2 separate regions of the Mus musculus genome follow, and region 2 is linked to region 1. A link is a loop called in an ENCODE intact Hi-C map of the cell type or tissue named here. Cell type or tissue: heart. All regions are shown on one strand. Region 1 overlaps Rbfox3 (RNA binding protein, fox-1 homolog (C. elegans) 3). Region 2 overlaps Dnah17 (dynein, axonemal, heavy chain 17).

Region 1 (5,000 bases):
CCCCCCCCCTCATTTCTTCAACGTTGGCTCCACCAGCTACCAGCTGCCCCGTCCAACTCAGGGACCTGCCTCCAGATTCAACTCAAGGGTATCATAGGTACCAGCTCACCTACTCCAGAAGTCACCCTGACCCTCACATTACATGGAGATCAAGAGATTTCTGCTAGAAATAGAGGGGGGCTGTGGTTCCTGCCCCTGCTGCTGCTGTCTTTTGGGAAAAGAACCAACCATACAGACAGACAGACAGACAGATAGACACAAGTGGCTGAGAGGAGCGCGTGAGAGTCTGAAGAGCGTCTGGTTCTCTCCTCTCCTCCCTGCTCCTCCCAGGCAGTGTTAACAATACGATGAGCCTCCGCTCCCCCCGACACCACTCAGCTCCTAGGAGGTACAATGTAGATAAATGTTTTGCAAGAAATTGGAAAAATGAAGTTGGAGATATGATGGTTTGGGGGACCCCAGAGATGAGAAGCCCACACTCACATACACCAAGGCTGGATTTTTTTCTCTAATACAGCCCCCACCCCTCGGTCCTGTAGGCCCCTGGTTCCCATTCTGAACTTGAGGTTTCATTGCTGGCTGCGTATAGATATGGGTCTCCAGCTTACAGCACTGGGCGTGGGGTGGGGGTGGGCGGACTCTACACCCTGGGACTCTGTGGATACACACAGCAGCAGACTCACTCATTAGAGTATTTAAGAGAGGCCCTATTAATAAGTATGTCATCACTCCCTGCTTGCCTCTGAGGGCTCCATCCCAAGGGAGTTGTTGAGACATCCAAGCCACTGGCTTTGGTCCCAGGGTGTCACTCTCTCTGCCTGGGATACATGGTTCACATTTCTGACAGTTCTGTGGTAGGACAATCCCAGGCTGGCCACCAGGCTTGGGAGCCTCCCGCCTGCATCACACAGGTTGGTTGGCTCAGGGGTGGAAGAGAATAACTTCAAAGGAGAGAGAACAGGTGGGGCAGGAGGCCAGCTTTGATCCTGAAGGGCTGGGAACTCATTTCTCCATGTTACTAAGACACAGTCGCACATAGCTGAGGGGAAAGTGGTTGGCGACCATTAAAGCCTGTGGTAGGGGGAGCTGGAGGTAGGGTAGGCTCAGGGAGGGGATGCATTCATCCAGAGAGTGGTGTGGCCCTTGGACTTCCGAGTTCTGTACCCAGAGGCCTCGTCAGTAACATACCGCTTCGTACCTCCGCCTTAGTCTGGTATTCATTCAGGTAAACTACAGCACTGCATGACTGATTTTTTAAATTTTTAATTAAAAAAATTAAATGTATTATTAATTTTTTTGAGACAGGGTCTTACTATGTAGCTCTCTCTCAGAATTCACTCTGAAGCCCAGGCTGGCTCAGACTCAGAGATCTGCCTGTGTCTACCTCCTGAATGGTAGGACTAAAGATGTATGTCTCTACACCAGGGTTCATGTGGGATTCTTAAAACACTCTTGCCTGGGCTGTGTGGTCGGGTGGTCTTGCTGCTACTTTCATTGGCCCGTCCTCTCTACCTGCTGCAGTGCCTGAGGGTAGAGAACTACCAAGGCTTTGCAGGGTACACTTGTCAGTTTGCCCTCTAGGGGCAATCCTTCCAGCATTGCCCCCTTTAACCAGCAGGGGCTAGCTCAGGGTGCACCCAGGCAATGGGGAGCTACAGGGTGTGTGTGTGTGTGTGTGTGTGTGTGTGTGAAGTGTTAGGAACCCCTGGAAAGAGAAGCTTCTCACGGGGAGGCATCTTCTCACTCAGATGCCAGGGTGAGACACCTCTTTTCTAGCATGGAGGGAGATTTTCAGACCTCATAATCTCCAGCCAATTACACTACCTGCTCCCCTCCTCTTCATGCTCCCAGTAGGCTCCTCCACGTCCCTTTGGTGGTCAGTGAAGGATGGGGGGGGCGGTGTGTGTGTGTGTGTGTGTGTGTGTGTGTGTGGCCTGTGACTCTTCTATCAGTTCCCCCCTTCATCTCTCAGACTGGCCCTGGTTGGTTTTCGTGGACGTCAGTCTTCAAATCTCCAGCCTTGATCTTTTACACTGCCTCCAGCCTAACATCCACATTCCCCAGCAGAGCCACTGGGTGGCGCCACAGCGCCCTCCTCTCACCCTCACCTCCTGACCCTGGGTAACAAGCTGTCTGGAAGAAATGCTGGAGGGGAAGAAAGGAAGCAATTTAGACCCAGCACACATGGACTAGGGCTCCGGCTCCTGTGACTGAGGGGGACCTGGAGGTGATTTAACTTTCTTGGGCCTCGGTTTCCTCTTGTTAATTATGATGTCATATATAGCCCCCTTGTATCATGTTAAGGTTCAAGTTTATAACCAGACTGCCAATAAGATAGCCATGCATGGTGCTGCTTTTAATCTGACTCTAACTGACCACACCGTGTGAGCTGACATAGGAATAGACACAAGGCTATACGCATGCCAATATACCGTGCTTGCATGTGAGTTGGAGTTGAGGAACATGGAGACACGTGACGATCATTATGCAAGTATTTGAGGTGCCACACCGTGCTGTGCATCTCAGATTCACGACCTGTAATAGAAGCCTGGCCTGACCAGCTCTGGGCTTTGGATTCCTGGATCCCAAGCTCTTTTGCAGCAGTTTGCAGAGGATGTCTGCTGCCCCCTGGTGGAAGATTCTTTGCATAGCAGTGCTCCCATCAAGGCCGCTGAGGAGCAGGCTTCCCGCTTGCTGCCTCTGATTTTCACCTCAGTCTGCAACAGCAGTTGTTGTGAGTCGTGGCAATCCTTGTCAGGACAGGATGAGAGTTTGGCCGAGATAAATGGGACATGGACACTCCATCACGTCATTTCTCCCACCCCCTTAAGAGCAGCTGTTGGCCAGTCAGTGCTCAGTGGGCAGCGGCTGTCAAAGCTCTGCTTATGGCTTAGCAGCTGAAGAGGTTGCTATTCCCACTCTGCACCCTGATCTTGACCCTGGGCGCGGCATTTAACCCTCAGACCATCACAGGGCTGCGACCACATTGAAGCAATCGCTGTTCTTATTCTTAAACTGAGCCCAGGACCCCACTCCCTGCGGGTACCTGGACCCATGAACCAGCTGGTGTTTTGTGGCTAGCAGCCAGGCTAATCTTCCCATCACTTCTGCTGGGATACAGTCGGACTAACCTTCCCATCCATTTCAGGGCAGGGACTGCCATGTGACTTGCTTTGGCCAATGACGTGGCAGTGGGCGTGTTCTACTTCTAAGGGAAGTTTGCAGAACCAGAAAGCGGGGTGAACACTTTCCTCTGCCTACCAGCTGCCAGGCGTTTGCTTTATGAGCTTGGGCACTGGAGTGTGGTCACAGCGGGCCAGATTGAGGCCAGCAATCCACAGTGCCATGAGCCAGATATGAGCTAAGCTTATGGAACTTATTTGGAGTTGTTAGTGAGCACATCAGGGGACCTGCTGACGGATCCTTTACCCAGCTTCTCCGAGTAAAACCCAGTTCCTTCTCACAAACATAAACTTATTATATAATGTGCACCGCATCTGATGTGAGCAGCAGAAAAAATTAACAAGTCCAAGGTACTTTCCTGTGAACACTTGGAATCTCTAATGAGACGGATTTGGGGTTCGTAGTTACATGGTAACAGTAAAGGAGACTGGGGTCACTCCTCCTGCAATGCCCCCACTCCTACTTCTGTTCAACTTGTTTCTTAGAAGACCAAAGATGAGTCATGTCAAGAAGGGAACTGAGCCAGCAGTGCAGTTGCACGGTACACAACGCCACCTGGTGGTATTAACTGGCACAGACTGGTGCCCAGACAGCTGGCAGGGTCAGAATTGCCTGCACATAGATTATATGCAGACAGATCCTTCTGCTGGCGGCATGAACACCCGAGAAGAGGACAGAAGGCACTGGGTGGAGAGTCAGCAGGTGGGAAGAGGTCAGCATCACTTAGAGCTGTGGGAGCAGCCTACAAAGCCAGCCTTGTTGTCACTGAGACAGGAGGTTGGTGCAGAAGGTATCCTAGAACCAAGCCCGATTCCATCACTGGGACAGTGGGTCCCCAAGGCACAAGTGGCAGACACTATCAGGAAATCAGATCTCTACTCCTCTTCCTCTAGGTGCTAGGCTGAGGAGGAGGAAGCTCTGCCTGTTTCTGTGTACACTCCAGGCCTGAGAGGTGGTATACAGACCTCCCAGTGGAAAGAGTAAATAAAGGAGATGCACAGGACACATGTCTGCAGTACAAGGTAGCCTGCTCCAAGAGGCCTGGTCAGAGCTTTGCCACCTTGCCACGGTCATTCTCCAAGTCACTCAGCATCCATCCAAATGAAACAATCGCCCACGTGGGCTTTCCCTCTCATCTCTGCCACTTCTCCAAAGTGAGCCACACCCCCACTGCTGGGCTGTTAAGAGCACCGTATCACCACCCGCTAAGGCAGTGCAAAGTCAATGAAGACAAATCAGAGAAAAGCAGTGCAAGGACCTGGGAGCTTGACTTGTGTTCAGATGAGAGAGCCCGGGAAGAGCCATGGACCACACAACACTACAAGCAAGTTTGAGGAAGGAGGTGAGATCTTAGCAGATGCTACACAGAGAAGACAAAGCTCAGGAGCTGAGAAGAACTTTCTAGAACACCCTCAAGAATCAACATGAGAAGTGTCATGGCCACAGACATTCACTGGGCTGACTGACAGACCAGGCTGTCACAGCAGACCCACGTCTGAGCCTCACACAGGCTCTGCTGATCCCAACCTCAAGGGTTATCACCAGACGTCCCACGGTCTGAATTCACCTCAAAGGTGACAACCTCTGATCCTGCTCAATGGGTGCATTCCAACATGCCGACCCCTGCAAGCACAATGACATAGCAATGGCAAGTCCCTTGGAAAGTTCCAGAACCACGATCCAGCTAGTGATGGACAGAAACCGGCTCTGAGAAGCCCTGAGAGAAGCTGAGTCCTGAGTGAACACTGCCAGGCGTCCCCTCCCAGAGAGACATTGCTTGGATCTTATTCTTCTTGGAGTGGCTGGATCTGGCTCTG
Region 2 (5,000 bases), 660 kb before region 1:
GTGGTCCATGTGCTGGCGGATGAGGGTGTGTGGGGCCACCGTGCCATACTTGTCCACCTCTGGCATGTTCATGTCATCGATGAAGTAGATCAGCTTCTTAGTGCCTGGGGGGCCGTAGTTCCTCCCTGACTTCTTTTCCAGAGGCTTCTCCAGCACCCCTGAGAAGGACAGAATGTTATCTATTGCTCTGAGCTGGTGCCTGTTAGATAGGGTGGGGACAGACTCCCTCCCATGAGGAGAAGGAAATTGAAGGCCAGGGATCAGAATCGCAGGGTGTGCCTAGAAAAATACCCTTGTGGTACGTGCGTGTGTGTGTGTGTGTGTGTGTGTGTGTGTGTGCGCGCGCGCGCGCAGCAGGGATCCACCACGGTCCACCATCTGCCACTCAATGTAACCTCTGTATTAAAACACCAGTCAGAGGTGGAGGCGGCAGGATCCGAGATCTGTCTCAACCTTGGCTGAACCTCTAATCCGTGACCTGGCTGCCTTTCCGACCCTCAGTGCCCCTCATTGACCACAACTATAGCATCTGCCCAGGACACCGCTGGGGAGCCTCCATGGAAACAAGACTTGTAGTCCATAGTCCCCTGGGCCCACAGAGGGGTGTGGGAGGGGGCGTGGTGTGGGAGGGGCAGGTGGGAGGGTGGGGCCAGGCCCTCTCACCCTGCAGCATGGCTGAGGTCGTGTAGAAGTTGAAAGGCACGGCCTGCACCAGGTAGTCGTCGGTGCTGAGGTTCTCCAGCTTGTCACCCATCAGCACCGACTTGCCAGTGCCCGCGTTGCCCACCAGCATCACGGGCCATGCCTTCTCCATGAGCAGGTCTATGAAGTACCGGATGCGGATGGTTTCTGTGGTGTGGACTAGAGAGGCCTGGGGGCCGTAGCAGGATGGAAGAGGGCATGGGTGTCACACAGCAGAGGTGGTTCCAGCTGGCCTGCAGGTCTAAGTCCCCGGGGTCACTAAAGGGCCCTGCTGTAACTCAGGTAGGAGGGGACACCGAGCTCTCTTCCCGGCCACAGCTCTGGCAAAGGTTACCTGTAGTGGGATGTCGGGATCCAGCTCAAAGTTAGGCACTTTATCTGTCCAAGGCAGGAATTTTTTTGTTTCAGGGTCAATGTAGTAGTCAAAAATGGTCCCCTGCGAGGGTAACTTGATTGTTTTAAATTCATTGATCCACCACTTGCTGAACTCCACTCGATAATCAATGAGCTGTTAAGAGGAGGAGGGAGGAGGGTAGGACCAAAGGCTTGGTGAGGGAGCGGCAGGGTGGCTCAGTCTGGATAGCCAGGTCCCCAGGGTGCCTGTCACCTGATCCTGGAACATGGCGCCCCCAAAGGCCCAGAAGCAGGCGAACACGAAGTAGAGCTCGTACAGCTCCTTGGGGGAGTCGGGCGGGGCGTTTTTCTCCGTGAGCAGGCACTCCAGCAGGTACAGGATGGTCTGGATGACCGTAATCTCGGGCACGGGGGTGATCCTCTTGAAGCCGATGCGCAGCTTGTCCAGGCACGTGGGCAGGTACTTGTCGAAGAGGATGATCAGGTTGGCTTTCTCTGACTGCACCTTGCGCCTCTCAATCCAGCTGCTCACAACCCTGGAGGGAGGGATGGCCGACGGTCAGTCCGCCTTGGGGCTCCCTGCTCGGAAAAACACCCGCCTCACCCACCCCTTCACCCTTCTGCCCACTTCTTGCAGTCCCCTCCTTCTTTCCTTTTCTCCCCTCCCCCAGTATCTCTTGAATCCCAAATTGTTCTCAAACTATGTAGCCAAGGATGACCTTGAACTCCCGGGTCCTCCCACCCTCCATCTTTCTCAAGTGCTGGGACCACAGGTGCACAGTGACCAGGCCCAGATTGTGTGGTGCTCCAGGTTGAACCCAGGGCTTCCTGTGTGCTAAGCAAGTGCTCACCCCGATGAACTACAGCCCCAGTCTCCCGTTGCTACTCAGGAAGCATCTTTTCCCCCAGCTGAAGCTAATACCGAGAGGCTGGGGATGAGGGGAACAGAAGAGCTCGTGAGGTCGCCTGTGGGGAGGAAACAGCTAAGGATGGAGAGAGGAGGGACGCTGGGACCCTCGTGACATCATCTGGACCTCTGCATCCAGCCATGCCTGGCTAGAATCCACATATGTGCATGCATACATACATGCATATGTAGACAGAGATTTTGCTTCAGTGAACTCAAGCTGAACTTGACACCATCACTGGAAGAGTCCAAGTCCATACGCTAGATGGCCCCATGGGAACCACTCCAGATTGCGTGGCACGACTTCATGCCCCAACACCGTTATGAGGGGTAGGGAAGCTGTGGCTGGCTGCCCGGGCTTGCACGGTGGACCACAGCCAGCTGTGGTCGGAAGCAAGTCACTCCGCAGCTCCGGGTTCCAGATTCTCATCTACATCCCGGTGATGTTTACATCAGCTCCACTCCAGGGGACCATGCAGAATGCTTTTTTTAAAGCTCACAGAGGGGAGCCTGGTCCAAGGTGAGTGCCAGAGGTTTGTCTGCTAAAAGCATAAATAGTGCAGGGCTCCCTGGAGGGTCAGCGAGCTGAGGGCGTGCGTCATTTTCAGGATGCCGGAGGCATAAGCAGGAAGCTCATGTTATGAAACATGAGGCAACTGTCCACAGCCAGGACCCACGGGCCTCTCCACGAGCGTAATGGAAGCTCTGTTGCTTCCTGCTCTGCTGCTGGGACATAGGATAGGAGGCTGAAGCCTTGGGCCCCAACACCTGTATCCCAGTGTGGTAGAGAACCCTTTACCACCTATATCTCCGAGCAGGATGCATTTGCAGGTGGCCGTCTGGAGGGTGGGCTGACATGCAGATATGGACTAAGGCTGCTGTTTCCCACTTTGAGCTGAGGGTTCCTGTGCCATATTGTAACATTGCCTTGGTGTCACATTGTAACAAACATTGTTTTGGTGAGGTCATGTACAGGGCATGCTGGCTTTCATCTGAACACAGACTCAGGCAGACATACCTGGAGACACAGGTCAGCCTTCCTGACAGGTCCAGGCACTTCCTGCTTCACTCCCAGAGGCAGCTGGGGCATGTCACTGATGCTCCATCGGAGGTGGGGATGGGACTCTGTGCCTGCCTCTCCTCCATCTGGAGAGGGTGCTTCACCTGCCTCTCCCTCAGCAGAGCTCGTCGCCTTCCCATTCCCCTGGACACCCCAGGAGTGTCCAATCCTTTCCTCTTCCCTTGCCAGTCTCCCCTCTGGCTCCCTCCCTCCTTGCTGTTCCTACAGCTGTTGCCATGATCCCATCTCCTGTATCCTAGCGTGGTCTATGATCTGATGCCTCCCATCTTGTGGTGTGCCCATGACTTGCCTTCCTTCTTCCGTGTCTCATCTTCTACCCAGGCTTCATTTCGGTTCCTGCCCTGCCCCCTGCTCTCCCTGGAAACCCAAGCTGCTGGAGGACAGAAGAGCTGCCTCAATCACGCCCCCCGCCCCCCCCCCCCGCCCCAATGTGGCCTCACATAGGACAGGAGCTCCTGTGGGCATAATCAAGATGCAGATCTCAAGATGTCGCCATCCTGGGTTACAGTGGACCCGGAATCTGACGCCCCTCAGAGGGCTGTGTGGAGACATCCATGGGTGGTCACAGACCACCAATAGCCAATAGAAGTTGGGACCAATTTGCCCTATATCCTTCAAAGGCCCAGTATGCCACCATCCTGACCTCGGGCTCCTGGCTTCGGCCCTCAGAGGATGGACTCCTGTTAGTGGCTGCCTGGCATGCAGCTCTTCCTCCAAATGCTGCCAGGCTAATGTCCCCTCTCAGCAGCTCTCAGACCACCCCCGCTCCACTTCCCACCCAGGGTGTCTGGCTTGGCTCCCTATCTGTCTCTGCAGGGCCATCTTCCTCAGTGCCCTGTGGAGGCCTGGTCTCATCCTGCTGGCTGCCCCCAGCAGACATATCGCCTCCCACTGAAGAAGGGAAAGGGACGAAGTCTGACCTCTCATTTCTTTCTCTCTACCACAGTGGCTCATACACGCACACCTCAGGCCTGCTTTTTGTGCTCAAGACTGTCTCTTAGCTTAGCAAATAAATTTCCCTTCCCTTGCTGAAGCACCCACGGCTCTTCGCCTCCAGGGCCTCCTCTGTGCCTGGTGCCTGGCTTCAGCCCCTTTCTTCCACGGATCTCTCTTGAGTTATTGATGGGCACCTGTCTGCCAGGTCAGGGCCAACTTCCTTCCTCCAGCCTGCTTGTCTCTTAGGTGTGGTCCAGGCAGCTTCCTGCTCCTTCCAGTTTCCCCTCAGAGTGTCTGTGTAGCTCACCACTGCCCCATGTGTCTCTTCTGGAATTGCTTTTGGGGTATATGATTCTCTTTGTTCCCAAAACCGTGTGAGTTTTGTTAGTAAAATTATCTTCTGTCATCACGACCCATATTTTTCCTGGAAAATCAACTTCCCCAACATGGAATGCTTAGGGTCCAACAGACGCAGACAGTGTGCAGAAAGGGTCAATTGGGTAGATGGGGGGAGGGTGAATGGATGGATGAATGGAAGGGTAGATGAGTTGATGACTGGGTGGAAAATGGATGGACAGATAGATAAGTGGGTAGGGAGATGGACTGCTGAGTGTAGGTTGGATGGATAGATGGGTGGGAGGATGGGTGAGTAGGTGGGAGGATAGATAGGTGGGTTGGAGGACAGATGGGAGGATGGATAGATGGGTGGGAGGATGGATGGATGGATGGGTGGATGGGTGGATGGGTGGATGGATGGATGGGTGGATGGATGGATGGGTGGGTGGATGGGTGAGTAGAAGGAGGGTGGGAGGACAGATAGGTGGGTGGGAGGACAGTTGGGAGGATGGGTGGGAGGATGGATGGGTGGGTGGGAGGATAGATAAGTAGATGGGAGAATGGATGGGTGGATGGATGGGAGGATGGATGGGAGGATGGGTGGGGAGAAGGACTGATGAGTAGATGCTCGTCTTCAGCTCAGGTACTCATCCTGAGCCTGCGGTTCCTAGAACACACCATGGA

Evidence for each region. Peaks named below come from ENCODE experiments on the same cell type or tissue, not always from the same donor. Only the 100,000 strongest peaks of a DNase experiment are listed, where the experiment ranks them.
Region 2: a loop joins it to region 1, with 10 times the contacts of the local background. A loop is called at or near these places in 3 of 42 quality-filtered maps.

What each region holds. Positions count from the first base shown.
Region 1 is chr11:118,736,442-118,741,441 of GRCm38, forward strand. All of the region lies in intron 2 of Rbfox3 (RNA binding protein, fox-1 homolog (C. elegans) 3), which reads right to left. Among named protein-coding and RNA genes, the nearest start is that of Gm11750, 46 kb to the right of the region's middle. In heart, CTCF peaks have their summits at 1,540, 2,634 (motif pointing left) and 3,743 (motif pointing left); DNase peaks (open chromatin) are centred at 2,700, 3,180 and 3,730; H3K4me3 peaks cover 643 bases; H3K27me3 peaks cover 3,074 bases.
Region 2 is chr11:118,072,853-118,077,852 of GRCm38, forward strand. Dnah17 (dynein, axonemal, heavy chain 17) reads right to left here. Exons shown (of 81, transcript NM_001167746.1): 45 at 1,310-1,592; 46 at 1,037-1,210; 47 at 664-871; 48 at 1-158. Among named protein-coding and RNA genes, the nearest start is that of Dnah17, 54 kb to the right of the region's middle. In heart, no CTCF peak of the experiment used is centred here; a DNase peak (open chromatin) is centred at 2,549; H3K27ac peaks cover 289 bases.